Linked DNA regions of Homo sapiens: all the other regions are linked to region 3. Evidence: read pairs that join two places in POLR2A ChIA-PET (ENCODE). Cell type or tissue: GM12878. All regions are shown on one strand. Links, peaks and the distances in the headings refer to the core of each region. The heading gives the core; the rest is flanking DNA. Region 1 overlaps LINC02768 (long intergenic non-protein coding RNA 2768). Region 2 overlaps GNG4 (G protein subunit gamma 4). Region 3 overlaps LYST (lysosomal trafficking regulator).

What was found. ChIA-PET counts read pairs that join two places held together with the same protein. Peaks named below come from ENCODE experiments on the same cell type or tissue, not always from the same donor. Only the 100,000 strongest peaks of a DNase experiment are listed, where the experiment ranks them.
Region 1: POLR2A ChIA-PET joins it to region 3 with 5 read pairs; 5 of 35 experiments call an interaction of 5 or more read pairs at or near these places.
Region 2: POLR2A ChIA-PET joins it to region 3 with 5 read pairs; 3 of 35 experiments call an interaction of 5 or more read pairs at or near these places.

What each region holds. Positions count from the first base shown.
Region 1 is chr1:235,917,799-235,928,405 of GRCh38, forward strand. All of the region lies in intron 2 of LINC02768 (long intergenic non-protein coding RNA 2768), which reads right to left. All of the region lies in intron 2 of LOC105373215 (a long non-coding RNA gene), which reads left to right. Among named protein-coding and RNA genes, the nearest start is that of LINC02768, 49 kb to the right of the region's middle. RefSeq lists enhancers at 431-930, 5,826-5,875. In GM12878, for the core only: no CTCF peak of the experiment used is centred there; a DNase peak (open chromatin) is centred at 5,828.
Region 2 is chr1:235,593,977-235,604,583 of GRCh38, forward strand. GNG4 (G protein subunit gamma 4) reads right to left here. Exons shown (of 4, transcript NM_001098722.2): 2 at 1,424-1,535. Among named protein-coding and RNA genes, the nearest start is that of GNG4, 51 kb to the right of the region's middle. In GM12878, for the core only: CTCF peaks have their summits at 4,302 and 7,307 (motif pointing left); no DNase peak of the experiment used is centred there.
Region 3 is chr1:235,837,277-235,847,883 of GRCh38, forward strand. All of the region lies in intron 1 of LYST (lysosomal trafficking regulator), which reads right to left. Among named protein-coding and RNA genes, the nearest start is that of MIR1537, 10 kb to the right of the region's middle. RefSeq lists an enhancer at 4,826-5,025. In GM12878, for the core only: a CTCF peak has its summit at 6,313 (motif pointing left); a DNase peak (open chromatin) is centred at 5,146; H3K4me3 peaks cover 1,054 bases; H3K27ac peaks cover 1,564 bases.

The sequences.
Region 1 (10,607 bases), core at 3,218-8,217, 81 kb after region 3:
GGGGAAGCAGGTCAGGACTTGAGGCTCATAACCATGCTGCACTGATTTGTTTAAAAGTAAATATTATTTGGTTTTCATTTAATTTTAAACAAAATTTAAATTTTTAAATGAAAATTAAAATGTTCACTTAATTTGAGTTATTAGATTAAAAGATAGTCTGCTTTACTGAAAGTCTTAGGCTGGAAAACAACAAAGTCGTTTGTGAAAATATTTAAATAAGAAGAGAACAGCAATCATAACAGGAATCTAAGGGGACTGTGAGTCTTGCATTGGCACATCTCAGCGCGGTGGAGACTTCTAAAGAGGGCTCTATGGATAGAGTCCTTCAGGGACCACCACCCGCCCCCATGCCCAACGCTGAGGAGGACACTCCAGCAGGGATCCACCAGGTGGCTGTAAAGCTAAGAAGGTGACCTCCTGGGTGTCCCTCCTGAAACACAGAGCACCGTTTGAACTGCCCGAGCGAGCGGACCAGCTGGCGCACAGATCACAGAGCCCTGCAGTGATCAGCTGCCATCTGGATCTGCCCGGGTGCAAGCAAACGGCACAGCTCTGGAAGCTTCCTCAGGGCTCCAAGAGAGCATCTGCGTGTTGGGAAGCCTCGGATGTGCTGCAAGACCTTTGTTCTGACTGTGGCAAAGCCTATGTATGCTAGGTGTCACATTGAATTCTTTTCTATTAATAATAACTTATCTGAGATTCTGCGCGACTGTCGCTCTAGAATCTGCATTTAGGAATGATCAGCATCAGTGCTGAGTGCCTCGGAGTGGGACATAGATTTAGGCAGAGATGTGGGAAGCAGCCATCAGTGAAGGACGATGCTGTGATTGGTGGCTGGAACCCACAAGTAGACACCAAACTGCTAACAGGGTGGTCCTGGAGGTAGATGTCTAGGCAAGCAGCCAAGATCAGTCATTTAGAGTCCATGCAGGTCTGACTTGAGACAGTGAATTTTGTAGAACTCCATACTCATTCTGAAGTGATTTTGTTATAGGCAGTCAGCTCTACCAGAGGCCTTTGTCCAGACTATCTGAAAGGCACCCAATGCAAGGGCTGCAAACCTCAACAGCAGAGGACTTGTGCTGAAACCCTTCCGAATGCATTCTCTAGACTGGCCAACTAATGTGTCTTCTTTGCTGTCCAGCTCCAATCTCCATCAGGTTGTCTTTTTAAAAAAAAATCCAAGCCTTTGCCCTGCCAAGCACCAGGAAAAGCATGATTTGCACATTTGAGAGCTAACGAAAACAGTCCATCCGAGTGTCCTAGTGAATCTGCAGCCCAGATGGGCTCACGTTTCCCTGTGTACCCCACATGCCCACTGAGCCCCGAAGTGGTTGCCCAGACCCCTTACCCAGACCCCGGGCTGAAAGAACCTTGTGTGGTTTAATCTCAGAGCAGAGTCCTCTGAGCTGGAGATGTTTGATTGAGAGACTGCCGGAGGGGCCTCCCCCAGTCGACCCAAAGATATAATGCTGGTGCCACATCTTGTGACTTGCGGTATCGAAGACTGCTGCTGGCGAAAAGGAAGCCACAGAGCTTCCACCCCTCATAGGAGGTCAGTGGTCACTGTAATCAGAGGAGTGCTCTGTTCCATTTCAGTGACTCAATGGTCACATTATCCTTTAAAAATAAAAAAATTCACATGCCAGGCCTAATAATATTGCTTCTCTTCTCTTTCTCATTTTTCCTCTCTTCCCTCTACCAGACTCTCCCTTACCCTTTTCTCTCTCTCTTTTTATTGATGCGCAATTGACATAACATACCATGAACTATTATAAAGTGCACAATTCAGTGGTATTTAGTGCACTCGCAATGTCGTGCAATCACCACCTCTCTAGTTTCAAAACCTTTTCATCTCCCAGAATAACATCTGGTACCCATTAAGCAGTCACTCCCATTTCCCCCTCCCCCCGTCCCTGACAATCACAAATCTGCTTTCTACCTCTGTAGATTTGCCTGTTCTGGATATTTCATATAAAAGGAATCACGGAACATGTGTTCTTTTTGTGTCGGGCTTCTTTCACCTAGCACATTTTCCAGGTGCATCCAAGTCATAGCATGTATAATACTTCATCCCTTTTTTGTGGCTACATGATATTCCATGGTGTGCGTAAACCACAACTTGCTTATCCATTCCTCTGTCAATGGTTGCTTCTTCCTTTTGGCCATTGTGAATAATGCTGCTATAAACATGAGTGTACAAGTTTCTGTGTAGATATGCGCTTTCATTTCTCTTGAGTAATAGAACTAGGAGTGGAAATGCTGGGCCACACCTCTGTATGTTTAACATTTTGAGGAATTGCCAGACCGTTTTCCCTACTAGCTGCACCACTTTACATTTCCACCAGCAATGTATTAGGGTCTCTCTCTCTCTCTTTATTTCTCTCTCTCCTTTCTCTAACAAAACTAAATCAACAAAACAATTTGTTCATCCTAGACTGCTGAGTGTGCCAAGGGCATTTAAATGACCAGTCATTGTTTCACAGCAGTGATTCACAGCGTGGCCATGTTAAAAGGTAAGCCTAAGCCAAACAGGCCCCCAGCTGGTCTGCAGACTTACCCTGGAGGCCAGGAACAAGACCGTCCCTCCCTGCTGTAGACAGAAAAGACTGCACTGAGGGTGTTCTGCTCTGAGCTGGTTCCCCTGGTCTGCTGCTCTTCTCCACACATGCTGTCAACCGCAGTGGGCAGGTCAGCTTGGCTGGAAACCCACTGAGTAAAGAGGCCCCCAACCCTCCAGACGATGGGAAAATATATGGCAAAAGATGTCAGAGGTAGTTCAAGGAGCTTATTATAATGCAGAGAATTCCAAATCCACAAGCAAAGAGGTGGCATTTTATGGCTCGAAAGGACCTGGAAAGCTCAAGACTCAAAATCAGGCACAGGGTTAAAGGTGAGGAAATGGAGGCCCCTCCCAGGTCCAGTGACTGGAACTGGCTGATGAGCCGCAGAGGAGGCAGGGTGAGAAATCCGGTCCTACTGTGATCAGGGCAGCCCTGTTCCAGGCTTGTCCAATAAGACTCACGCCAGGAGCTTGCTCAAATGCAGATCCCTCGGGCCCTACCCAGACCAAAGGAGCCTGAATCCCTGGGGAGGGGGATCTGTGCTTTTAATGTGTCTGTGATAAGTTTAGGAAACATGCTGAACTAAAGATAAGGCCTATTTAACAGCAACAACGGTGCCTAATTCTTGATTTGAGTGATGATATACCCTTCATGTGAGTGAAAATTTGAAGTCAGCATTTGGGAATAATCATGTCTGTTTGGTATGTGGTTTCTGTTAGAATCTGCCTGAGGCTCTGATGATCCGGACAATCACAGTGTATGGTACACACACACACACACGCACACACACACACACACGCACTCACAGGGCGGGAGTGGGTGTTAGTGGATGGAGAGTTGCCCCACCTCTTTTAACCTCGATTGTAGTAACTAACCTCACTGTTCTCTACCTTGCTTTGAAAAAACATTTTTGTGCCTTATCTAATCTTCTAACAGTTATTAAGAAAGAAGCCTGCACAGTGGGTATTTTTAAATCCCTGTTTCACGGATGAATAAACTGATTCTATGAGGTTCAGTGACTTGCTCCAATTCATAAAACAAGATGCTTGCTCTTATGAGTTTGTGTCCCCCAAAAGATATATTGAGGTCCCCCAGTACCTCAGAAAGTGTCCTTATTGAAAGACAGGGTCTTTACAGAGGTAATCAAGTTAAAACGTGGTCATTAGGGTGGCCCCTCTCCAATATGTTTGGTGTCCTTATAAAAAGAGGAAATTTGGATACAGACACGTACACAGGGAGAATTCCACGTGAAGATGAAGGCAGAAATCAGAGTGATGCTCTCCAGGCCATCAAGGAATGCCAAGGATGACCAGCGAAACACCAGAGGCCAGGAGAGGGGTGTAGAACAAATCCCTCACTCCCTCAGAAGGAGCCCACCCTGCCCACATCTTGATCTCGTACTTCTGGCCTCCAGAACTGTGAGACATACGTTCTGTAATTGAAGCCACCCAGTTGGTGGTTCTCTGTTAAGGCAGCTCTAGCAAACTCATAGACTGGCCAAACTAAGAGTCACACCCAGATCTCTTCCACATCCATCGGAGACCAGTACACATTCCACAGCACCCCAACCATCTCAGGGAGCCCCAAGCGTAGCAGGTGATGGACACGTGAACAAATGCCCACCCAGTAGTTCCATGACGGGTCTGTGCAGAATAAACAGAGTAGACAGGGTAAGGGAGCTGGGGGATTTTAGAGGCAGGTCCCAGCAGATGCTGTCTGGATGTGCCCTTGTGCCCAAGCCGCTTCCAGGGTTATGGTTTAGGATGTGGCACACAAGGAGGACCCTAGATCTGACTTCACACACTGCAGGAGCAGTCCCATGGACGGTGGGGAGAGTGGCCTCAGGGAGGCAAACTTGCAGAGTCCTGGCTGCGTTCTCTCTCAGACAGGTCGCATGGTCTCCCGGGGCCTCGGTTATTTCAACTATGAAATTGAGATAATAATACTTACCTACCTAATGCAGGGTTATGCACCCGATGCCCATGTAAGGTGCATTTATTAGCTTTATGTCTGGGTGGAGGTGGTTTGCTCTTAGACTTTCCAAATTAGGTTCAGTCTGCAGAGCTTTGGAAATATGAGGATTTCAGGGCCCGTCTCGCAGAGACTCAGATTCCGCAGCTCTGAGTTGCTACCATAGGAAATACATTGAAAAACACTCCCCACCTGAGTCTACTGGGCTGCTGGGTTTGGCAACCACTAGGTTAATGCACACTGCTGTGGAAAACAAGAATGGCCAAGGGCTTGGGTTCAAATATGAGACAAGGCAGTTTGGAGATGCTGTCATTGAACTCATATAGTACTGGGCTGAAAGTGACATCAGAGCACAGATGTCAGGTATGTGTTGATGTACAAGGCTAGTTCCTATAATGAAATTAACACTCTCAGTAAGAGTGAAATGATCCTTGTTCACACACATGCATGTATCTGCGCACACACACAAACTCACATACACACATTCACCCATGCACATAAACACACATACATGAACACACATATACATGCGCAAGCGCGCGCACACACACACACACACTCAAAGGTGTCCCTTTGAAGGGTTGTGCTACCAATGAGTCTAAGAATTGGTATGAGCAGGTCTAGGAAGATCAAAAGAGATAACCCAGGAGACAAGGGCGGTGCTGGAGGTGGCTGCAGTTCTGTCTCGGGGGGACTGTAACTGAGGTGGCCCAGGCACAGCAATAGTCAGAATAAACATCACTGTGCAAGAGCCCAGAAAAATTCAGAGCATGGGGCACAGGGGATGCTGACGGCGGGAGAGGCACGAAAGCAGAACCCCGCAACAGAAGATGCTTAGGAAGACTTGTCACCATGAAATGACATGGCAGGCCTGGTGGCTATCTGGGAGGGGTCATGGGGACAGAGAAGAGGATGGGATGAAGAGCCATGAGCAGACCTGTCTGAATGGAAGTCAGGGGTGGACTGAGAATGCGTGAACAGGGCGCCTGGGTGTTGGGATATCTGATGGAGGTAGTTGATCTGGGAGTGTGAGGCTGAGCTAGTTGTGTAGAGATGTGTGAAGGATGACTGGAAGAATCATTTGGATATTTTAACTGGAGAGGGAGGTGGTTTAATATCTATAACAAACATGCTTAATTTCAGTATGTTTATTTTTCGCATCTGTTTACTTGCTGACTCAGTAACTAGCACTCTACCACATTTACCAGGTAATGTGTAGGAACTATAGGGAAGCAGATGTTTGGCTCAGTGTACTTTTAACAAAAGCCCAAAATAACTCTCTGTATATAGAATCAGCTGACTAATCTCCTGGGGCTGAGGCCCGTCTCTGTTAAGCGTCTGGAGATCAGAGCTGAGTTGGGCTTTGAATTCATTCTAAGTGGTGACAAGTGGGAAAAACCAAGACTAGAGCCTGCAACCACTGAGGCGTTTGACGTTTAAGGGTCAAATTAGAGAAGCCAGGTTCAGACTTCAAATCTCAAGGGTCAAGGCAGGTTAAGTCAAATGAGGCTGGAAGCAGGTGGAAAAGCCCAGGGTTGGAAGTCAGCACCTGGAGCAGAGCAGGAAGCGAGGGCAGGGTGGGGTCTGGAGGCAGGTAATGACTGAATGTTTGTACAAACATCCTGTGTGTGGTTGATGGGTGAAGGTAGCTTTAAATGTGCTGGCAGCACAAGCTACATAATTTATGGGGCGCAGTGCAAAATGAAAATGCAGGGCCTCCTTGCTCAAGAATTATTAAGAATTTCAAGACAGCAACAGCGGACCATTAAACCAAGTGTGGGAGCCTTCTGGGTGCAAGTCCTGTGCACCTGTACAGGTCGCTTGACCAGGAGGCCAGCCCTGTGCGCTGGCCAGTGGGGAAGAAAGGCAGTGAGCTCCTGCTGTATGTATTGAAGCAGAAGCTGCTGGCCACTGGGTAAAACAGCCCCGGGAATGCCCATTACGGCCAGTCCAGTGCTAAAATTCTTTCATTTTACCAGCTAAAAACACCCTGGGATTTTGTAGATGGCATCACATGGTCCAGACCAAACCGACCGAAAAGACAGAGCAAAGGACCCTCCAGGCTCATGTCTAACAACCCAATTGCAGAGACCACCCTGGACCCCCGCATCAAATTCTGCAGCCAGCCCTAGTCAAAGACTATCGTTCTGCTGCAGTTTAAACAGGACAGCAAGTACAGTAGCAACAAATGGCACAAACGGTCCAGGGCAGGTGGGGAACAGGAGTATGGCTCACCGCACTCATTACTTTTCTAAGGTTTCCAACACATTCTTGGCACCAAAGCTCACAGGCCACTTGTCTTTCTGGAAGGGTCTATTTCCCTTCTGTGACATACAACAATGTGGACAGGTGAAAACATGAAGAGTGACAACCCGGGAATTGGATTCAGGCTTTGATATTGCAACACTTCTGCCTGGGAACAGATCGGGGGGGAGATACATTATTCAATTACACTCAAGAATCTAAACAAACAATTTGCTATCCCTTTTCTTTCTGGAGAGATAAAAAAAGACGATCCAAAATGTTGAGGTTAGCAGCCCACAGGTATAGCTTAGAGGTCATACATCAGTCTTTCAGCTACCTGCATATATATATATATATATATATATATATATATATATATATACACACACATATATATATACATATATATACATATATACATATATATACACACACACACATAAATGTGTATGCCTCTGTATGTGTGTATCAATATGTACATATATACACATATATGTATGTGTATAAAACACTAGCGAGAGTTGCCATGGCTATGAAGACAACTTCAGTCAGTAAATATTTGTTTTGGAGAAATGTATTGTATTAAAGACATGCTGCAATGATTTCTGAGAAGAATATAACTTAAATGAGGAAATTGATCCCCACGTGTCTGCCCCATGACCAAGGGTCTAAGTCACCTAAATCAGCTCACTCCTCTCCCCCAGATTTGCCAAGTCACCAAATGCATAAAGCATATTTCTCCCTCATTCACACAGGGAGAGGGGTTGGGACGCTAGGTGGAAGACCACCAATCAAACACGCTAAGAGTGTGACCTTCTAGCACCTCCCTGACGACTTTACATTGGTAGTTGAAAGCCTCCATTGGTGAAAACTCACCTAAAAGGAGGTTTTTCCATCAAGCCGTCTTGAAGCCCTGCATTGACGGAGCTACAACCCACAATTTTATACACAATCTAGTGGGATTTTGACTTCAAAGTAAGGATCAGGGTGTCTTTAAAGTTTTCTGGGCTGGGCGAGGTAGCTCATGCCTGTAATCCCAGCAGCACTTTGGGAGGTTGAGGTGGGCGGATCACCTGAGGTCAAGAGTTTGAGACCAGCCTGGCCAACATGGCGAAACCCTGTCTCTACTAAAAACACACAAAAAATTAGCCGGTCCTGGTGGCGCACGCCTGTAATCCCAGCTACTCGAGAGGCTGAGGCACAAGAACCACTTGAACCCGGGAGGCAGAAGCTGCAGTGAGCCGAGATCATGCCACTGTACTCCAGCCAGGGCGACAGAGTGAGATCTTGTCTCCAAAAAAAAAAAAGTCTGTTTTCTGCATGAGTCTGTCTGACAGTGCCCAGGTTAGATAAATCAGATATTGAGACAAGAGACAAACAACCGTAGAGTGTGAAAGGGCTTTGTCAGGTTCTTGCTTTGTATTAAGCAAATGGTTATTTTATATATTGAAATGTTAATGATTTTTATAGATGCAGCATTAGTAATATTTCAGGACATTTAATATTTTATTTTTAAAAAATATTTTTATTTCAATAGTTTTGGGGTACAAGTGGTTTTGGATTACCTGGCTGAATTGTATAGTGGTGAAATCTGAGATCTTAGTACACCTGTCTCCCGAGTAGTGTGCATTGTACCCAATATGCAGTTTTTAATCTTGCATTTCCCTCCCATCCTCCCCTTTCTGAGTCTCCAAAGTCCATTATACCGCTCTGTCTGCCTTTGCATACCCATAGCTTAGCTCTCATATATAAGTGAGAACATATGGTGTTTGGTTTTCTATTCCTGAGTTACTTCACTTAGAATAATGGCCTCCAGTTACATCCAAGTTCTTGAAAAAGACATTATTTTATTACTTTTTATGGCTGAGTAGTATTCCATGATGTATATATACCATATTTTCTTTATCCACACATTGGTCGATGGGCACTTAGGTTGGTTCCATATATTTGCAATTGTGAATTGTGCTACAATAACCATATGTGTGCAGGTGTCTTTTTCATATAATGACTTATCTTCCTTTAGGTACATACCCAGTAGTGGGATTGCTGGATAGAATGGTAGATCTACTTTTAGTTCTTTAAGAAATCTCAGGCTGGGCGTGGTGGCTCATGCCTTTAATCCCAGCACTTTGGGAGGCCAAGGTGGGAGGATCACCTCAGGTTGGGAGTTCGAGACCAGCCTGACCAACATGGAGAAACCCCGTGTCTACTAAAAATACAAAATTAGCTGAGTGTAGTGGTGGGCGCCTGTAATCCCAGCTACTCAGGAGGCTGAGGTGGGAGAATCGCTTGAGCCCGGGAGGTGGAGGTTGTTGTGAGCCAAGATCGTGCCATTGCACTCCAGCCCGGGCAACAAGAGTGAAACTCTGTCTCAAAAAAAAAAAAAAAAAAGAAAAAAAAAAAAGAAAAAGAAAAAAGGAAGAAAAAAAAAGAAATCTCCATACTGCTTTCCATATAGGTAATACTAATTTACATTCCCACCCGCAGTGTATAAGCGTTCCCTTTTCACCACATCCATGCCAACATCTATTGTTTTTTGACTTTTTAATAATAGCCATTCTTGCAGGAGTAAGGTGGTATGTCATTGCGGTTTTAATTTGCATTTCCCTGATGATTAGCAGAGTATTTTTTCATATATTTGTTGTACATTTGCATATATTCTTTTGAGAAATGTCTATTCATATAATTTGCCCACTTTTTGATGGGATTATTTGTTTTTTTCTTGCTGATTTGCTTGAGTTCCTTGTAGATTCTGGATATTAGTTTTTTGTTGGATGCATAGTTTGCAAATATTTTCTTCCGTTCTGTGGGCTGTCTGTTTACTCTGATGATTATTTATTTTGCTGTACAGAAGCTTTTTAGTTTAATTAGGTGCCATTTATTTATTTTTGTTTTTGTTGCATTTGCTTTTGGAGTCTTGGTCATAAATTATTTGCCTAAGTCAATTCTCAGAAGAATTTTTCCTAGGTTATCTTCTAGAATTTTTATGGTTTCAGGTCTTAGAATTAAGTCTTTGATCCATCTTGAGTTGATTTTTATATAAGGTGAGAGGAATCCAGTTTCATTCTTCTATAGATGGCTATCCAGTTTTCCCAGCACCATTTATTAAATAGGATGTCCTTTCCCCAATTTGTGTTGTTTGCTTTGTCAAAGATCAGTTGGCTGTAAGTATTTGGCTTTATTTCTGGGTTCTCTATGGTCTGTGTGTTGACTTTTATACCAGTACTATGCTGTTTTTGTAACTATGGCCTTGTAGTGTAATTTAAAGTCCAGTAATCTTATGTCTCCAGATTTGTTCTTTTTGCTTAGGGTTGCTTTGGGTATTCAGGCTCTTTTTTGGTTCCATATAAATTTTAGGATTGTTTTTTCTAATTCTATGAGAAATAATGTTGGCATTTTGATAGGAATTACACCGAATCTATAGATTGCTTTGGGCAATATGGTCATTGTTATGACATTGAATCTTCTGATCCATGAGCATGGGATGTGTTTCCATTTGTTCATGTCATCTATGATTTCTTTCAGCAGTGTTGTGTAGTTCTCCTTGTAGAGATCTTTCACATCCTTGATTAAGTATATTCCTAGGGTTTTTTTTTTCTTTTTTACAGCTGTTGCAAACAGAATTAAGATCTTGATTTGATTCTTAGCTTGGTGATTGTTGTGTATAGCAGTGCTACTGATTTGTGTACATCGATTTTTGTAACCTGAGACTACTGAATTGGTTTATCAAATCTAGGAGTCTCTTGGAGGAGTCTTTAAGGTTCTCTAGATATATGATCATATAATAAGTGAACAGTGATAGTTTGACTTCCTCTTTTCCAATTTGGA
Region 2 (10,607 bases), core at 2,548-7,547, 240 kb before region 3:
CTGGCCCCACCTACATCCTGCTGAATGGTCCATTTTACAGAGAGCTGATTGGTCTGTTTTACAGAGAGCTGATTGGTCCGTTTTGACAGGGTGCTGATTGGTGCGTTTACAATCCCTGAGCTAGACACAAAAGTTCTCCACGTCCCCACTAGATTAGCTAGATACAGAGTGTCCACACAAAGGTTCTCCAAGTCCCCACCAGCGTAGCTAGATACAGAGTGTCGATTGATGCATTCACAAACCCTGCAAACCCTGAGCTAGACACAGGGTGCTGATTGGTGTGCTTACAAACCTTGAGCTAGATACAGAGTGCCGATTGGTGTATTTACAATCCCTTAGCTAGACATAAAGTTTCTCCAAGTCCCCACCAGACTCAGGAGCCCAGCTGGCTTCACCTAGTGGATCCCATCTGGGGCCACAGGTGGAGCTGCCTGCCAGTCCCATGCCATGCGCCCACACTCCTCAGCCCTTGGGTGGTCCATGGGACTGGGTGCCATGGAGCAGGGGGCGGTGATTGTCCAGGAGGCTCAGGCCGTGCAGGAGCCCATGGTGGTGGGGAGGCTCAGGCATGGTGGGCTGCAGGTCCCGAGCCCTGCCCCGCAGGGAGGCAGCTAAGGCCTGGTGAGAAGTTGAGCACAGCAGCTGCTGGCCCAGGTGCTAAGCCCCTCACTGCCCGGGGCTTGCGGGCCGGCCGCTCCCAGTGCGGGGCCGCTAAACCCACGCCCACCCAGAACTCACGCTGGTCCGCAAGCACCGTGCGCAGCCCCAGTTCCCGCCCGTGCCTCTCCCTCCACACCTCCCTGCAAGCTGAGGGAGCCAGCTCCCGCCTTGGCCAGCCCAGGAAGGGGCTCCCACAGTGCAGCAGAGGGCTGAAGGGCTCCTCAAGTGCTGCCAAAGTGGGAGCCCAGGCAGAGGAGGCGCCGAGAGCGAGCAAGGGCTGTGAGGGTTGCCAGCACGCTGTCACCTCTCACAGCTATCCCTGAGCCTGAAGGGACCCAGCAGCTTAAACTGCGAGTGGGGAGGAAGTGAGTGGTGGACCTCCTTTCATCCTTGCTGAACAAGGAAGCTCACTGCAATAGCATCTCTTTTCCCACAGGGAAGCACACAGCACGGTTCCCCAGCCAAGGCCCAGCAGCCCTCGGGGATGGCTCAGTTCTCCTCCCCTGCTCCCCCAACAGGTGCACATCCATTCACATAGGGGATAACAGGAGGTGGCAAAAGGTTTCTAAGGGCCCCGTGTCTGCCGTGGAGGGTGGGAGAAGGGGACAGGACAGTGATGATTGCTAGAAGAAAGTGATGCTGTGAGGACCTGGCCACCATCAAGGATCCTGAGAACTGAGTCTCACCCCAGCCCACACACATGCTCCTGGCGAAGACACCTGCTGTCCTCCTGCCCCTACACAGGGTAAGTCACTCTCCTTACCTGCTGAGAGGCAGCCGTGTGACAGGCCTGGGCAAGGGACAGAGGCTGGCGGTGGCAGCAGCTGTCAGTCGTCAGATGAGAGGTGAATTCAGAGCTTCTGCTTTGAGGTCACCTGAAAGCACAACCAGAGACATGTCTAGAGGTGTGGGGACTCCCTGGCATTGCTCCCAGAGTCCCCATCCACCCTGTCCCATGGTTCCCCTCTCCTCAAACTCAGCAGCCTTCCCCAAAAGCCTGGGGACTCCATATCAGACCTTGGGGAGATGGGGAGCTCGAGGCAGACAGAGAACCCTCAGATCTGACCCAGAGCAGACTGGAAACACAACTTCAGGGCCACAGGCCACCCCGGGCCTCACCAGACTGCTCCCCTGGACCCTGCAAACCTTCATGCCCAGTCGCTCTGCCCCCCAACACAAGGAGCCCCAGCTCCAGCCAAACCTATGCCAAATGGAAACAGGTCACGTGTTTTCTTCTTATAAAAATATACACTTGGGGCCGGGCGCGGTGGCTCATGCCTGTAATCCCAGCACTTTGGGAGGCCGAGGCGGGCGGATCACGAGGTCAGGAGATCGAGACCATCTTGGCTAACTGGGTGAAACCCCGTCTCCACTAAAAATACAAAAAATTAGCCAGGCGTGATGGTGGGCGCCTGTAGTCCCAGCTACCTGGGAGGCTGAGGCAGGAGAATAGTGTGAACCCGGGAGGCGGAGCTTGCGGTGAGCCAAGATCGCTCCACTGCACTCCAGCCTGGGTGACAGAGCGAGACTCTGTCTCAAAAACAAAAACAAAACAAAAACAAACAAACAAAATACACACACACACACACACACACACACACACACACACACACACACCTGGCCGGGCGCAGGGGCTTATGCCTGTAATCCCAGCATTTTGGGAGGCCGAGGTGGGCAGATCAACTGAGGTGGGAAGTTCGAGACCAGCCTGACAAATATGGAGAAACCCTGTCTCTACAAAAAATACAAAATTAGCCAGGCGTGGTGGCACATGCCTGTAATCCTAGCTAGTTGGGAAGCTGAGGTGGGAGAATCATTTGAACCCGACAGGCAGAGGTTGCGGTGAGCCAAGATCATGCCTGGGCAACAAGAGCAAAAAACAAAACAAAACAAAAAAACACCTATTATCAAAAAATGTGCAGATAAAGATAATTACAACAAAGAAAATAAAGACCAGTGATAATGCCTTTTCCCAGAGATAACTATGGTTAGCCTGTTGATGTATAATATACTTACATGCATTAGAAATTTGATTTCAACCAAAGGACATTTAGCATAGAAGAGATCAGACGACTCGAAAGCTCTTTTTTTTTAATATTTATTTTTTGAGATAGGGTCTCGCTTCGTTGCCCAGGCTGGAGTGCAGTGGAAAAATCACGGCTCACTGTAGGCTTGAACTGGGCTCAAACGAGCCTGCCACCTGAGCCTCCTGTGTAGCTGGGACTACAGGCGTCCACTACCATGCCTGGCTAATTTTTACTTTTTTTTTTTTTATTTTGTAGAGACGGAGTTTCACTATGTTGCCCAGGCTGGTCTTGAACTCCTAGGCTCAAGGGATCCTCCCACCTACGGCCTCCCAAAGTGCTGGGATTACAGCCATGAGCCACTGTGCCTGGCCTTTGAAAGGTTTCTTACAGCCCATTCAAGACTCATAGCCCTGTTCGCCTTCCCTTTGCAGCCATCCTCCGTAACTGTGACTTCTCCAGGACAGTCTCTCCAGGATGGCTGACTCTGGGGTAATGAGTTCATTCCCCAAGGGTTTTCCGAATGCTCTGCCCTACGGCATCCATCTCCGAGGCATCCTAATGAACTTGGAGCAAAGCTAAAAGCCCGACAAGAATAAGCTGACAGACCTGTTTGCTCCCCTGGCTAAAATGGAATCCAAATTCATTTTGGCCTCAACTTCAGGGGAGATGGTTTGAAGTTGTGCTTGGTGCATTTTTCTCAGCCTGTGCTATGGTCAGAATGTTTATGTCCCCCCTACCCCCCCCAAATTCCTATATTGAAATCCAAAGCCCCAAGGTGATGCTGTTAGGAGGTGGGACCTCTGAGAGGTGGTTAAGTCATGAGGATGGAGCTCTTATGAATGGGACTCATGATCTTGTAAAGAGCTCTGACAGAGATCCAGGAATGCTTTATGTTTTAGTTTGTTTTTTTTTTTAACTTGTTTGCTGTGTGTGTGTGTGTGTGTGTGTGTGTGTGTGTGTGTGTGTATTTTTTTTTTTTTCAGATGGAGTCTCACTCTGTAGCCCAGGCTGGAGTGCAATGGTGCGATCTCAGCTCACTGCAAACTCTACCTCCCAGATTCAAGTGATTCTCCTGCCTCAGCCTCCCAAGTAGGTGGGATTACAGGTGCCCACCACCACACCTGGCTAATTTTTTTTCTATTTTTGTAGAGACAGGGTTTCACCATGTTGGCCAGGCTAATCTTGAACTCCTGACCTCAGGTGATCCACTCACCTCCCAAAGTGCTGGGATTACAGGGGTGAACCACTGCACCCGGAGTTGGTTTTGTATTTTAATATAACAGTGCTTCTTCTACTTTTCCACCACATTCTGGGGAAAACAGAACCACTGAGGCAACTGGCTTCCCTGACTCTGGCTACCCAAGACCCCACCCAGAGGGCTGAGGTGCTGGATCAAGGCTGTACCTGTAGGTTGCACACTACACTCCCCAGCCCACTGTGGGGAAGCTGTTCTCTACCATCGGTTCCCCAAATTTGGTTGGGATCAGAATCCTCTGGGAATGTACAGAGACTAAGGCCCTGCTCTACCCACCTCCATGACCTTAGAGTTCTGTCTTAGCTCTCTTGGAGATTATGATAAAACCACTGCTCTATAGGCAACCAGAGCTTCTCAGACTTTGCTGTACATCTGAACCACTAGGGGGACTTTTAAGGATCCCGATTCCAGCTGGGTGCAGTGACTCACGTCTGTAATCCCAGTGCTTTGGGAATCTGCAGCGGAGGATTGTTTGAGCCCAGGAGTTCAAGACCAGCCTGGGCAGCACAGTAAGACCCCATCTCTACAAAAAATTTAAAAATTATCTGGGTGTGGTGGCACACGCCTGTGATCCCAGCTATTCAGGAGGCTGAGGCAGGAGGATCGCCTGAGCCTGGAATTTTGAGGCTGCAGTGAGCTGTAATCATGCTACTGCACTCCAGCCTGGGCAACAGAGACCCTTTCTCAAAAAACCCCAAAAATATAAAATTAAAAAAATAAAGATCTTGATGCCCAAGTCAAACCCCAGGCCCTTTAAGCCACAATCTCTGGGGGAGGACTGAGGCATCAGTGGAAGTTGAAGCTTCCCAGGTGATTTTTTTTTTTTTGAGACAGGCTCACTCTGTTGCCCAGGCTGGAGTGCAGTGGTGTGATCTCGGCTCACTGCAACCTCCGACTCCTAGGTTCAAGTGACTCTCCTGCCTCAGCCTCCCAAGTACCTGGGATTACAGGTGCATGCCACCATGCCTAGCTTAATTTTTGTATTTTTAGTAGAGATGGGGTTTCACCATGTTGGTCAGGCTGGTCTTGAACCCCTGACCTCAAGTGATCCGCCTGCCTTGGCCTCCCAAAGTGCTGGGATTACAGGCATGAGCCACCACACCCGGCCTTCCCAGGTGCTTTTAATGTGCAGCCGCGTTTGAGACACACTGCTCAAGTCTGCATCTAGCTGGAGCATCCCACACTTTGGTGTGTATGTCATGAAACCCGTATCTCAGGCTCTCACTCAACAGGACTGGCTGGGACCTCGGGGAGGCTGCATGCTGCTACTCACAGCCTGGTGGGAGACATCAGCTTCAGTATCCCCTGGAGCTCGTTAGCAATGCAGAATCTCAGGTCCTACCCAAACCTACGAAGTCAAATCTGCGGGTTTTTTTGTTGTCGTTGTTTGTTTTTTGGTTTGTTTTTTTTTTTTTTGAGACAGAGTCTCGCTTTGTTGCCTAGGCTGGAGTGCAGTGACGCGATCTTGGTTCACTGCAACCGCCGCCTCCCGGGTTCAAGCGAGTCTCCTGCCTCAGCCTCCCGAGTAGCTGGGATTACAGGCGCGAGCCAACACGCCTGGCTAATTTTTGCATTTTTAGTAGAGACGGGGTTTCACCATGTTGGCCAGGCTGATAACAAACTCTGACCTCAAGTGATCCGCCCACCTTGGCCTCCCAAAGTGCTGGGGTTACATGTGTGAGGCATTGCACCCAGCCGAATCTGCGTTTTAACCCAGGTGATTCAGGTTTACGTTAGAGTTTGAAAAGTTCTGAGCTAGACCAGCAGGGCCCAGTCCTGCCTTATGCAGGGTCCAAGATGAAGAGCCTGGCTGAAGACACGTGGGTCAGTCATAACAGTGGTGGACAGCAGAGGTGCTGTTCTCCTGACCCTTAATGTTATTCACAGCCCCATCAGCTTTTTAGATTCCTCTTTTAGATAACTTACTAACTCTAGAAGCTCTTTGAGAGGCCACACATCAGAAAAGACACTATCAATTTCTCCTTGTCCTCCTGGCATTTGCATAGCATCTTCCATCCAACGCTTGAAATGTATTTCAGATGTCAACCCACCAGCCTACCCCAGGAAGTGATTTTAGACACCTTCCCTGTATCATTGCTATTTCTCAAAATAACACAGATTGTTGGAGCTGATGGGAATTTAGCTCTTGACTGGATTCCTTTATCTGGTTGCGGAAGAAAGCTTTTTTTTTTTTTTTTTTTTTTTTTTTTTAGACAGGCAGAGTCTCACTCTGTCGCCCAGGCTGGAGTACAGTGGCACGATCTTGGCACACCACAACCTCCACCTCCTGGGTTCAAGAAATTGTCCTGCCTCAGTCACTCGAGTAGCTGGGATTACAGGCATGTGCCACCATGCCCAGCTAATTTTTATATTTTTAGTAGATATGGAGTTTCAACATATTGGCCAGGCTGGTCTTGAACCCCTGACCTCAAGTGATCTGCCCACCTTGGCCTCCCAAAGCGTTGGGATTACAGGCGTGAGCCATGGCGCCTGGCTTTTGTGTGTGTGTGTGTGTGTGTGTATATGTGTGTGTGTGTAAGAGAGAGGGTCTTGCTCTGTCACCCAGGCCGGAGTGCAGTGGTGCAATCATAGCTCACTGCAGCCTTAATCTCCTGGGCTCAAGTGATCCTCCAACCTCAGCGTCTGGAGTAGTTAGGACTACACCCAGCTAATTTTTAAACTTTTTGTACAGACAGGATCTCACTGTATTGCCCAGGCCGGTTTTGAACTCCTGGCTCAAAGGATCCTCCCACCTTGGCATCCCAAAGCATTGGGATTACAGGCATGAGCCACCACTCCTGGCTGAAAGCTGCTTTTTAATAGCACTAAATTTTACCATGATGTTTTCAAAAGCTTTTCTTCCCTCTCAAAAGAAGAAAATATATTCATCTTTGAAAAAATTGCTGTGTTTCATTGTGAGGTAGTGGGAAGGCCCACTGGCTGGCCATGAGCTAACTGGGAGCCCCTCAAGGGCAGAGGCCTTGTTTTTTTTAGCTTCTGTGCCCCCATTGCCAAGATAGGGCGGGCACGCCGTAGCCAGTCCCTATGAACGTGACTCTGGTGTGCATGAAAGAATAAACTGAGGCTTCAACAGAGACTTTAATTCCCCATGGCTGCTGCTGTTTCAGTTCTTAAATGGAGCTAAATTAACTCTGGGTTGTGAAGGGTAATGACCCAGAGTCATGCAGATGTACTGATGGCTCCAACAACTTCCTTACTTTGAGAAACAGTGATGATACAGGGAAGGTGTCTAAAACCCCTTGTTAGGGTATGGGATAGGCTGGTGGGCTGACATCTGAAATACATTCCAAGCAATGGATGAAAGATGTGGCTACTAGAATTAATTAAATCATCTAAAAGAGGAGCCCCCTAGTGGTGCTCGGCTTTGAGGCACAGGTGTGAGGTCTCTGCTCTCACAGAGCTTACTGCCTGGTGAGGGGCGCCATGGACTGCTGGAATCACCATGCTGATCCATGAATATTCTTATGAGGGAGGCGCCCGGCTCTCAGTGTATAACCAAAGAACTTGACCTGGACTTTAGCATCTACATTGCTTTCTATGATAGATTCTGAAGCCGTAAGATGGAATGAGACTTGCCCGCCCTCAAAGAGCTCAGGTGCTGAGGGAGAGATGTATAAATAAGCAATGATCATATTGTCATGGGTGTATGTGGGCTGGCTGTCCACAGAACCCATGCTCCCCTTCCTCTCACAGGAATGTCATGGTGACAGGGCAGGTGGCCCCTGGATAGATATTCCCCAGGGTCGCTTGCAGCTACGTGTGGCTTTGTGACTCACGTCTTGCCAATGGAGATGCCGACGATGAATGAGTGGAAATGATGGGTGCCGCTTCCAGGCCTGGGCTTTCAGATATCATTTGGGGACCTCTGAGCTCTTTCCCATCACACGTGGATGTGTCTACAGCTTAAGTTCAACAAGGGCAGGCGAGGACAGTGGCCTGAGTGGTGCCTCCAGGTGTGGTCCCTGGACCGGAGGCATCAATGTCCCCTGGGAACGTGTCAGAAATGCAAATGCTTGGGCCCACTCAGACCTACCAAAATAGAAGCTCTGGGGCCAGGCACAGTGGCTCACGCCTGTAATCCCAGCACTTTGGGAGGCCGAGGCGGGTGGATCACCTGAGGTCAGAAGTTTGAGACCAGCCTGGCCAACATAGTGAAACCCCGTCTCTACTAAAAATACAAAAATTAGCCAGGCATGGTGGCAGGTGCCTATAATTCCAGCTACTGAAGAGGCTGAGGCAGGAGAATCACTTGAACCCAGGAGGCGGAGGTTGCAGTGAGCTGAGATCGCGCCATTGCACTCCAGCCTGGTCCACAGAGCGAGACCCGATCTCAACAACAACAACAAAAAAGAAGCTCTGGGCGTGGGAAAGTGCTTAACAAGGCCTCCAGGTGGTTCTGATGCTCAAGACAATCTGAGAAGCACAGTCCTGGGGGACGAGAGAGAAACAAAACGGAAAGAGCCCACGTCCCCAAATTCCCCCTGGAGCTGAGCGGCCCCGTTAGCCTGGCTTCTTACTTCTGGGCTCATATGAGAAAGTGAAATACATTTCCACACTCTTTAAGTCACCGTGTTTCTGCGTCTCTTGGTCACAGCAGCTTTGCATCTCACTAACCGATACAGTATTTCAACAGAGGTTAGTATACTGGATGGCTGCCTTGAAAATGCTTTTAAACCTGAGACAGAAGTACTCATTTAAGAGCTTGTATTTGGGAAACTCAATACAATGAGGCACTCAGGTCTAACAAGGATTCCACCTAGTGAAACTGTGTTTATTTCTAGGGTCTAACATTTTACCCTAAAATTCTGTTAGATGCTAGGCCCACCAGATAGCACTGCTTTTGCACCAACATTCAGGCTGGGTTCTCCTAGCGTTCATCGTGAGCATTAAGATTCCCCCCTTTCAGCTGTAAGAAAAATTGGCTTTGAATTGTCACAAGAATTTCACTAACTGAGTTGACATCTTGGCATTCCCTCAAGAATAGAGGTCACGTTCGCTTCCACACAGGGATCTAAAAGGGAGGGGAGGGCCGGGTGCGGTTGCTCACACCTGTAATCCCAGCACTTTGGGAGGTGGGCAAATCAGTTGAAGTCAGGAGTTCCAGATCAGCCTGGCCAACATAGTGAAACCCTGTCTTTACTAAAAATACAAAAATTAGCCAGGTGTGGTGGCAGGTGCCTGAAGTCCCAGCTACTTGGGAGGCTAAGGCAGGAGAATCGCATGAGTCTGGGAGGTGGAGGTTGCAGTGAGCAGAGATCGCGCCACTTGCACTCCAGCCTGGACAACAGAGCAAGACTCTATCTCAATAATGATAATAATAATTAATAATAATAATAATAATAATAATAATAAAAGGCAGGGGAAGTCCTAATTCACCTGGATGTCATAATCGCTGTGGCAGCAAAGGGCACAGCCTTTCTATCTGTACACGTGGATGTGTAAGGTGGCATTTTAGCACCACATGATCAATTCTGCTGTTTCTCAGTCATCCTAGGCTGGAGCTGAATGTCCTGACCCCTGAAGGGAGTGCAGGGAACGAGGTGCCCTCCCACCCAGACACCCAGGGCTCTACGTTTGCAGTAGGAACACCGTCCCCCTCGCAGGGGGATGACTCTTCCCCACTCCGACTTCAACCACTTTGCAAATTAAGTACTGTGATAGGCAAGCTTGATACATTTTACAGTATGGGTCTCAATTACTCAACTTACATCTTGAGTGCCCGATAGCATCCAGCTGGTCTAATAACACCTAATCACACAGATGCTAAACAAGTCCAGGGATTCGAAGCTTTGGGCAGGGCATGGGTTGTAATGGACTTGAGAGACAACCACAGTTTCTTAGGAAGAGCACGCGGGGTCCGAACGACGCTGGGGCCTGCTGGTCACCTGTCACCTTATCTGGTCCTTATTAAGGTCAAGAAAATTAGAGAAGGTTGGCAGACCAGCGGTTATACTTAAGAACATTTGACAAATTAGTGCAGAATAAACAACAGAAAGAGAAACTAGATCCACCTTCCGTGGGACCCTTCACGCTATCCACTCCCTCACCTAGCTGGCCACCCAGACACTCCCTGACCATTGCTTCGGCCTTGCAGGTAGAAATCAAAACTCTTAATCAACAGGAGAAGATGTTAGAAGTTTACTCGTGGCCTGAGGCTCTTACATCAGCCCTTACTGACTGTGATGTTAATTCTTTCTGACTGCTGGGTTATTCAAGTTACTCAAACTGGACCACGGTGTTGACCGGCACGTATGGAGGAACACAAACCTGTGTCTGGTGTGTTTGTACAGTCTATAAACCTTACAGTCTAGAATGAATTCATTGTCATTCGAGTCTATCGCAGCTCTACTGAAGTGGGCAGATCACCACACGGGGGACGAAAAGGTAGTTGAGCGATGGCGTGGCTGGGCCACGTCTCAGCTTCCTAGAGCTGTGGGAACAAATTACTACAAACCGTGTGGTTCTAAGCAACAAAAATTTATTCTCTCACAGCTCCGGAGGCTGGAAGTCCAAAATCAAGGTGTTGGCAGGGTCACGCTCCCTCTGAAGGCCCCAGGAGAAAATCCTTCTTCCTCATCTTTTCCTATCATCTGGTGACCTCTGATAACACTTGACATTCAATCCTTGATTTGTAGACATCACTC
Region 3 (10,607 bases), core at 3,170-8,169:
AGAAACCAGGTGAAGAAAGCTTGAAACAGAAAAGAGTAACCAATGCTATCAAAAATTCTGAGAGAAAGCTGGCGGGTGCAGTGGCTCAAGCCTGTAATCAGAGCACTTTGGGAAGGTGAGGTAGGCTAATCACTTGAGGCCAGGAGTTCAAGACCAGCCTGGGCAACATGGCGAAATCCCATCTCTACTAAAAATACAAAAATTAGCCGGCATGGTGGTGCACACCTGTAATCCTAGCTACTTGGGAGGATGAGGTATGAGAACTGCTTGAACCTGAAAGGGGGAGGTTGCAGTGAGCTGAGATTGAGCCACCGCATACCAGCCTGGGTAAGAGTGAGACCCTGTTTCAAAAAAAAAAAAAAAAGAATTCTGAGAAGTTAAGTTAAGTAAGATGAAGACTGGGAATTGACTGCTGGATTTAGCAACATGGAAGTTACTGACAATCTTTTCAAAGAATGGTCTTGGTGGGGTGGAAAAGAGTGGTGAGGAAATGAAGGCAAGCAATTTAAACAGCTCTTTTGAGAAGTTCTGCCACAAAGCATGCAAGGGAACGGGTGATGGCTTGAGGAGGACATGAGATAAGTGAGGTTAAAAAAAAACCTGATTAATATTATAGCTTGTTTCTAAGCTGAAACATAGTATGTTTCTCTAACAGAGAAAGGAAAATAGATGAAAAACTAGAATGAGAAGAGAGAATTCTAGGAACAATGAGTAGGCAAAACGAAGAAGACCAACATACAAGTGGAAGGAACAGTGGCAGTTCATCTAATTGAATAAGAAGAATGTCAGAGAATACGAGTATAGATGTAGGAAGATTAGTATATTTGGCAATAGGAGGACCAAGAATTTTTTTCAGGTGCTTCTATTTTCTTGGTGCAATAAACAGCAAGACTGCCAGCTGAGAGTGAGAAGTGGGAAGGAGGTGTTAAACTGATGAGTGTAACAGGGTCAAAAAACAGCAGCCCATAAGAGACTTCCTGCCAGGCTGCCAATGAGTAACTAAATCAAGATTGAGTTCCATTGTTCAATAACTATACCCATACTATAATCCAACTCTCCTTCATGTTCCCAAGTATAGAATGGTGGACTGTCAAATACTCCATGGGAATCTAGATATATTACAGCTGCAGCATTCTCCTAATCTGTAAATGTAGACTCTATAGGTAGAAACTGGGTTATCTGGAATGAATTCTTAGAAAGCCTACATAGCCTTTATTGCTCATCTTTTCTTTAAGTATAATATTTGAAAATCTTTAAAAATGATCTCTAGAGTCTTTTGTGGAAGTAACATCAAGTTTACAAAAATCTATGGAAGCTACATTTTTTTAAATTTTAGAACATTATTCCTCCACAGGCTTCTACAAGTTTTCACATTTCACTATAATTACTCAAAGATTATTAGTTGAGCAATGACATTAACAAATGTTCTCAGAATCTGACCGTGAGATGTGAATTCATTTTAGAGCATCCAGAGTTCTGATACAATCTCCTCCCCAATCTTGGGCTTCAATTTTCTCCTCTTATTTTTCTCACTTGTACCCTTCTTAGTCTGTGTGTAGATCATTCTCCATGTCAGAGAAGAGAAGAAAGCTAAGAAATTTCATTTGTTCTCTGTATCTGATTATTGGGTCCATTTGTTGGTAAGAATCTATTATTTATTTGTCATACTCATTCTCTCTCTCTCCCCCTACTGCCCTATCCCCCACCCCTGCGCCCTTTCTTTCTTTTTGTAGAGACAGGGTCTCACCATGTTGTCCAGGCTGGTCTCGAACTTCTGGGCTCAAGTGAACCTCCCGCCTTGACTTCCCAAAGTGTTGGGATTACAGGCGTGAGCCACTGCACCTGGCCTCATTTTCGTTCTCTACATATAAAATGTAAAAGGTCAGCCCAACTTTTTCAAAATCTTAGCTCATTATTCTACCAGGACTGTGTTCCTATTCTATAGGTTTTATATGTGTGGGTGTATGTGTGCATATATATATATACAGTTTTTTTTTTGAGACAGAATCTCGCTCTGTCGCCCAGGATGGAGTGCAGTGGCATGATCTCAGCTCACTGCAACCTCCACCTCCCAGGTTCAAGTTGGCCAGGCTGATCTCAAACTCCTGACCTCAGGTAATCCGCCCACCTCCACCCTTCCAAAGTGCTGGGATTACAGGCGTGATCCACTGCACACGACCATTTGGTTTCATATCCTTCTTTCTTTCTTGTGCACATTATTTAAAAATCAGTTCATGCTGGGCATGGTGGCTCATGCATGTAATCTCAGCACTTTGGGAGGCCAAGGTGGGTGGATCACCTGAGATTGGGAGTTCGAGACCAGCCTGGCCAACACGGAGAACCCCCCCCACCACGCCCCATCTCTACTAAAAATACAAAAATTAGCCATGTGCGGTGGCACCGCCTATAGTCCCAGTAACTCAGGAGGCTAAGGCAGGAGAATTGCTTGAACCTGGGAGAGAAGGTTGCAGTGAACTGAGATCGCGCCACTACACACCAGCCTGGGCGACAGAGCGAGACTCTGTCTCAAAAAATAAAATAAAATGAAATAAAATAAAATAAAATAAAATAATAAATAAATAAATAAAATAAATCATCAGTTCATGTGGCCATGTTCCCTCTCCCTTTCCTTCACATATTATTTCCAATTGTTCAGTAGAGATACTGCCTATTATCACCTTGTAACCACTTTCCCTTCAAGAGACTATCTCTGGCATCTTACCTACCTTTTCTTCGAATTTTAGGAACTCTGTACTCCAATTCTCTATATTCCGGCTTTGTTCCATATTCCTCTTCCTGCTTATTAGTCTGCCAGCTATCATTTACAAAACAACCACTTTGTATCAGACACTAAGAACATAAAGTAATTCCAGTCTCTGCCCTCAAGAAGATTACATTACGGTGGCAAAGGCAAATCAATATATAGGGTACTATGTACTGCTAAGGGGCACTTAACCCAATTTGAGTGGCCAGGGAAGCTTCATGAAGAATAAATTGAAGTTGTACAGGTAAAGGGAGAAAAGAAGGGAAGAAAAGCATTAGAGATGGAAACAGCAGCTCAAGTTGTCACTGAAGAAATTACAGTAAGTTTGGTATCACAACTACAAAATGAGAAACAGGAAAAGTGAGGATGGAGGGAGTGGCTGGCAAAGACCAGATGGTGAAAGGCTTTTGTACACTATGCTAAGAACCTTGGGCTTTAATCTATTGGCTAGTGAGTCTTATCAGAATCACCTATAGAGTTTGTCTAGGCCCCATGATCAGAGAACCTAATCTGCTAAACCCACAGCAAGACCTAAACATCGGTATTTTTAACAAGCTTCATAGGTGATTCTAATGAACAGTCAGGGCTGAGACTCACTGCTACAGGTGACAGGAAGCCCATGAATTATTTTGAACATGTGAGTGGCATGGTCAATCTTGAACACATAGGTCATTCTAGTGGCAATGTGGAAGACACATTTTATGGAGAAAACTCTAGCTGCATGAAAACCAATTTGGAGACTGGCGTCATACTCCAAGCAAATGGTAAGGATATTTTTTTCTAAAGCAACAGTAGAATAATATAATTTTATTAAATATCCAAGAATTAAAATGAGCACAATTTTGGTGATTAATTGGATGGAGAAGTGAGTGGTAAGGGAGGGATCAGGACAACTCTCTGAATACTGGCTTGGTTAACTGGATAAATGGTACTGTCACCTGCGAAGAACACACAAGAAGAACTGAGGCACGTGTGCAGAGTCTGCTGTCAGGGCAAAACCACTCCACACCAGGTGAGCTGAGTCCTCTGTCTATTAGGCCAGTGACTAACTTCTTTACAGTGACTACTGAGACTAAATCCACCATGCCTTTCATTCCAATTTCAGCAATGCTCAAAATGTATACCTTCTCAACAACTATCCTTAACTCCATCTCATGGTTTCCAATACCAGACCGAATAAGGAAATAGCAAGTATAGACTCTCCTGAGAAGGCAGGATTAGAAAAGAAAAACAGAAAATAGAGAGGAGCTGGAGAAGGAGGCATAGGTTAAGGAATTTTTTTTTTCAAGTATTTGTATTTTTTAAAGAATTGGAAGAACCGTATTTTTAGGCTATAAGAAATAAGAGGTGGTGCGGCGTGGCCAGCCATCTCCTATCAGCTCTGATTGTGTGTACTTCTTCCCAGCATCACTGGCACCATGTTGGTAGCTTAAAATCATCATGGTGAGAGTATTTCCATCATGGAAATGGGCAAATGCTACACATTAGGGTCTTTTTTGTTTCTTTCTCCAGGAGAGCCACTTTACTAGCATACCACTGCAGCCAGCACAAGGGAAGATACTGAAGACAGGGGCAAGAGAACGAATGAATGAAGGACAAAATTCATGGAGAAAATAAGTGTGGATTGGATCAAGGGTATAGGTGAAGAGGTTAGGCTGGGGCGGGGAAGCAGGAGGGGACACATCATCCTCTGAGGCTGAGGGAAAGGAGGTAAGGAGAATTGCAGATATAGAAAACAGGTGGAAGGCCAGAAACTGAGGGAGCTCAAGAATGACTGGCTCAATTTTTTCATTCAAGTAATAGGCAAAGTTGTCTGCTTAAAGAAGAGAGTCTAGAGATTGGGGGCTAAAGGCTAAGTAATTTAGAATAATTATTGGAAGAATAGTCAAATGGGGGAAAGTAGTGATGACAGACAAAATAATTTACTGGTTGGCTACTAGCTTAGCAGAGGTGGAAAACCATGAATTTCTGGTGGTATGGATTTTTTCAGCTATTTCAGATTCACCAGCAGGATTCAGCTGCTTGGGTCTAATAATAGACAGTGCAGACTGTTATCACTGATCTGGAAATGGGAGTTTTGGTGGGTGGAGGCAGCAGAAGCATAAGTGAAGGGGACCCAAGGGTATGGGTGGAAGAACAGTCCTTATGGCCAAAAATGAGACACAGACTGGGTAGGAAAAAGAAAGAGGCCAGGAAAATAAATGTTGATAGACAAGCAGAAAATCCAGGCAATCAAGGAAGTGTGGATCTCTACCAGACTGAAGAGTACACAATGTGGGAATGAAGATGTTAGAATTTTTAGATTTCTGAAACAAGCGGTCCCAGATGACAACATCCACAGTGTGGCCCTGCAAGCAGATGTCTAAAGTGAAGTGAAAGTTAAGGTCCTTGCAGTTAAGTAACCATGAAGCTAGTATTTTTGGACAACAGATCATTGTAAGTTCTTAAAATGAAAGCCCTATAATGACAGAGATTTTGTCTGTTGTATTCACTGCTAAATCTCTAGCATCTAGAACAGAACACAGCTAACAGCAGGCATTCGATTCTACTCATTTGCCGAATGAATGGCGTGGCCTCTCTCTCAGGATTTTCATTAGGTTAACTTGTCTAATTAAGCCCCTCGTAGTCAAGTTAGGTCAAAGATAGACTCAAGAGTACTGGTTCCCTGGATTATTTCCTTTACCTTCTGGAAATGAAATGGTCACTAAAGTCAGTCAACAGTGGCTCTGCTTTCATTGAATGAGACTTCCTGCAGACATCTGGATAGTTAACTTTGATATCTTAGCTCTGTTCCAGTTCTGTGATTAATTTCCACAACTTATTATCCACCTAAAAGATTACAGAATTAAGCTATCACCCTCAGTCTTGTGGATTTTCATGCATTTATCTTCTTGACACAGAGAACTACTACACCCGCCCCTCACAGCAAGTCATGACCACATATATTCTTCACTTTTAGGGCAGCTCCTCATATAATGGCATTTTTAGATGCCTTGTCATGTCTGTGTTCTAGACAATGCTACCAAGGACATTACATGTACCACTGAAAATAAAATCTCAAGCTCAACAACAGGGCAAGAAATGGTCCCTAGGTGGCTGAGTTTCCTTTTCAATAAATATCAAATAGCCAGTGGCCACAGTGATAAGAAGGGAAAGGGGTCCATTGTGCTACAGTTCCCTTTTTCATAAATTCATTAATTCCAATATTTATTTATTAAGTAAATATTTTAATAGATATTTATTAATATGCTCCAGCTCATTCTATTTTCACTATTTATGAATCTGTTCTGAATAGTGGGATATACATACAGTAGGCATCATGACAGTAGTGAAATAGGACCCAGAAGCCGCAGATCAGGAATCTAGCAATTACTAGCTAGTCACACAGAGCTGTGTGAAGTTTGGCTGCCTCTTCCATAAACTACCCCACAGAGTTGCTATGTGGAGCCTAAGAAATTATATAACCTCAGTAAACATTGTTGACAAATTTTATAGCTCTATGTAAATGCTCAGTACTAGCTGCACACCTTATGACAGACAGTGCCATCTGAAGGAAGAAAAAGATCACTGCAAGCTTTCCTCAGATCAGTGTGAGGAAAATGATGTTCTGTTTCATAACGCTATTTCCAGGGAAGCACTGAAAAAAAAAATAGGAAGTCCCTGTATTTTCTGCTTTTTCCTTGTCTTGTGGCTTCCACAAGAAAAAAAAGAAGTAAAAGGAAAAAACAACAAAAAAGGTTATAATAATGATATTTATTCTTATAGGTTGATTAGAAAGCATACTTTTTCCTCATCAAACAGTAACACCCAAAAGACTTGTTAGTCTTTCACCAAATGCCAAAAAATCCTGGAAAATTCCCTTTTAAAGTAACACTACGTGCTTGCCTAATTTTCTCAATTCAATAGTATTAGAGAAGTTGCCATTGGAAAGACTTTTTTTCAAAAATGTTATGTGCCAAAGAGGAGACTGTGATAAATCAGGGTTATTTTAAGAATTAGGCAAAATAATGTACAGAATAATAAGTGCCCAATAAATTCTGTTAAATCAAAATCTGCCATGATTTGAAGCAGCCTTCTTGAAAATAAAGGTTAGTTTATATGGATTTAACTATTCTAAATCCCAGCTCTCCAGAGTTTAATATATATTGATAGATTGATTAGCAACTTTCTCAAAGATCTCATATAGTCTTTACAACACATCAGTAAAAATAAAAAATCTTTATGAGAAAAAAAGATAACACCATTTATATCATTTCATAAATGACATGAATAAAGGAATAAACATGAATAACTTAGAATCTTATGTTGTCATAATGGCAGAAATTTTAGATATCATATTCTCTAACCCCACATTCTACAGTTGAGAAAAACTGAGGCCTACAGGTCCAAGGTCACAGAAATGATTAGTCACTGGACTCTACTATCCCAGTTGTCTTGGAGTTACATATGTTTTGGGGGGTAATTAACTAAAACTGAAATAAGCAAGTTTAGAAGATACATAGCCTTTCTTCTTCTGTCGATTAGAAATTAGACAACAGGCAAAGGCGTTTCCCTAACACTAAATACTACCTCTAAATGGTATCCAGAACCTTTACTCAAGTCCACTGGATTGTAATACATACACCTGGAAACAAGATTTTTAAACCTCTCTCTACAAACTTTTTAGACTACAACACAGAACTATATGTCTGAAATGCAGGACACTGGTGGGGGGAAGGGGACCAAAGAGGGGGAGGGGGAAACTGCACTTGTTCAGATTAATATAATTCTCTTTAAAGAATAAGCCAGTTAAAACATATCAGTTGAACTGTACAATATTTAAGCAAGAAAATATCTGTTAATCTAAGCTTTACTGTGTAACTTTTTAGTCAATACTAGATGTGTTAAGCAATAACCATCAGAATGATTCCTAACTAAAGAGAGGAGCTCCTGGGATCATGGCGAAGGGAGGCAGGACTAGATTGCAGCTCTGGACAGAGCAGCATGTGGTGGCTTGCATTGTGAATTTGAGCTCCAGATCCACTGCAAGAACAAACCAGCAATCCCGAGAGGACCCACAGACCCTCTGAAGGAAGCGGATTGCTCCTGCAGGCCCCAGGAGACCCCCAAATACTGTGAGTGCCCCAACTGTGCAAGTGGGAAAGGGAGACCCTCCTCTCCTGAACACACACCCCCACTGGAGAAGCTGAAGGTCTGTTTGCTGGAGAAGTTTCTGACCTTACCTGAGCTGAATCAAGTTAGAGAGCCAAGCCTAGTGAATTACAGGGGTAGAGAATGCAGCAGAAAGGCCCTGGGAGCTCCCTGGGTCCTTAAGTAGCCCATTCCTGCCTGGCACCACAAGGATCCATTGGGAGGGTGGCTAGAGGAGCAGGGGGTAAAACCCCACAGGGAAAGGAATTCTCTAGCCTAACTTTCTAACAATTTGAACGCGGTGAGAAGCCTGCTGGCCAGAACTCCGGGGAGGGTGCAAATCCAGCTCGCAGACTTCACAGGTGGAAGGAAGAACTAAAGCCCTTTTCTTTCGTAGCTGAGAGGTGGATAGCCTCGGGGAAGTTTTCAAGCCCATCTAGCCCTCAGCCTGGAAACAGACTCCCGGCAGTTAGGGGGGACACGGTGGGAGTGAGAGTGGCCCTTCTGTTTGCGTGGGAGCTGGGTGAGGGCTCCGACTGCTGGCTTTCCCCCACTTCCCTGACAACCTTCATGACTCAGCAGAGGCAGCCATAATCCTCCTAAGTACACAACTCCAGTAAACTGGGAATCTCACCCCCAATTCCCCACAGCAGCCCCAGCACGACCCAACCAAGGAGCTGCTGAGCTCATACACACCTAGCCCCACCCCCACCTGATGGTCCTTCCCTATCCACCCTGGTAGCAAAAGACAAAGGGCATTTAATCTTGGGAGTTCTAGGGCCCTGCCCACCGCATATCTTTCTCTGTACTACTACAGCTGATGCTTTCTGGAAAGCGCCACCTCCTGGCAGGAGGCCAACCAGCACAAAAATAGAGCATTAAAACATGGCCAACCAGTACAAAAATAGAGCATTAAACCACCAAAGCTAAGGACCCTCACGGAGTCCACTGCACCCTCCACCACCTGCACCAGAAAAGGCGCTGGTATCCATGGCTGAGAGACCCATAGATGGTTCACATCACAGGACTCTGTGTAGACAACCCCCAGTACCGGCCTGGAGCCAGGGAGACTCGCTGGGTGGCTAGACCCAGAAGAGAGACAACAATCACTGCAGTTCGGCTCACAGGAAGCCACATCCATAGGAAAAGGAGGAGTATACTACATCAAGGGAACACCCCGTGGGACAAAAGAATCTGAACAACAGTCTTCAGCCCTAGACCTTCCCTCTGACAGAGCCTACCCAAATGAGAAGGAACCAGAAAACCAACCCTGGTAATATGACAAAACAAGGCTCTTCAACACCCCCCCAAAATTTCTCTAGTTCACCAGCAATAGATCCAAACCAAGAAGAAATCCCTGATTTACCTGACAAAGAATTCAGGAGGTTAGATATTAAGCTAATCAGGGAGGGACCAGAGAAAGGTGAAGCCCAGTGCAAGGAAATCCAAAAAATGATATAAGAAGTGAAGGGAGAAATATTCAAAGAAATAGATAGCATAAAGAAAAAAAACAATAAAAAATTCAGGAAACTTTGGACACACTTTTAGAAATGCAAAATGCTCTGGAAAGTCTCAGCGATAGAACTAAACAAGTAGAAGAAAGAAATTCAGAGCTCGAAGACAAGGTCTTCGAATTAACCCAATCCAACAAAGACAAAGAAAAAAGAATACGAAAATATGAACAAAGCCTCCAAGAAGTCTGGGATTATGTTAAATGACCACACCTAAGAATAATCAGTGTTCCTGAGGAAGAAGAGAATTCTAAAAGCTTGGAAAACATATCTGGGTGGATAATTGAGGAAAACTTCCCTGGCCTTGCTAGAGACGTAGACATCCAAATACAGAAGCATAAAGATCACCTGGGAAATTCATCTCAAAAAGATCTTCGCGTAGGCACATTGTCATGAGGTTATCCAAAGTTAAGATGAAGGAAAGAATTTTAAGAGCTGTGAAACAGTAGTACCAGGTAGCCTATAAAAGAAAACCTATCAGATTAACAGCAGATTTCTCAGCAGAAACCCTATAAGCTAGAAGGGATTGGGGCCCTAACTTCAGACTCCTCAAACAAAACAATTATCAGCCAAGAATTTTGTATCCAGCAAAATTAAGCATCATATATGAAGGAAAGATACAGTCTTTTTCAGACAAACACATGCTGAGAGAATTCGCCATCACCAAGCCACCACTAGAAGAACTGCTAAAAGGAGCTCCAAGTCTTGAAACAAATCCTGGAAACACATCAAAACAGAACCTCTTCAAAGCATAAATCACACAGGGCCTATAGAACAAAAATGCAAGTTAAAAAGCAAAAACAAAACAACAACAAACAAAAGTACAGAGGCAACAAGGAGCATGATGAATGGAACCATACCGCACATTTCAATGCTAAAATTGAATGTAAATGGCCTAAATGCTCCACTTAAAAGATACAGAACCACAGAATGGATAAGAATTCACCAATCAACTATCTATTGCCTTCAGGATACTCACCTAACACATAAGCACTCACATACGGTAAAGGGGTGGGAAAAGGCATTTCATGCAAATGGACACCAAAAGCCAGCAAGGTATTCTTACATCAGACAAAACAAACTTTAAAGCAACAGCAGTTAAAAGAGACAAAGAGGGACATTATATAATGGTAAAAGGCCTTGTCCAACAGGAAGATATCACAATCCTAAACATATATGCACTTAACACTGGAGCTCCCAAA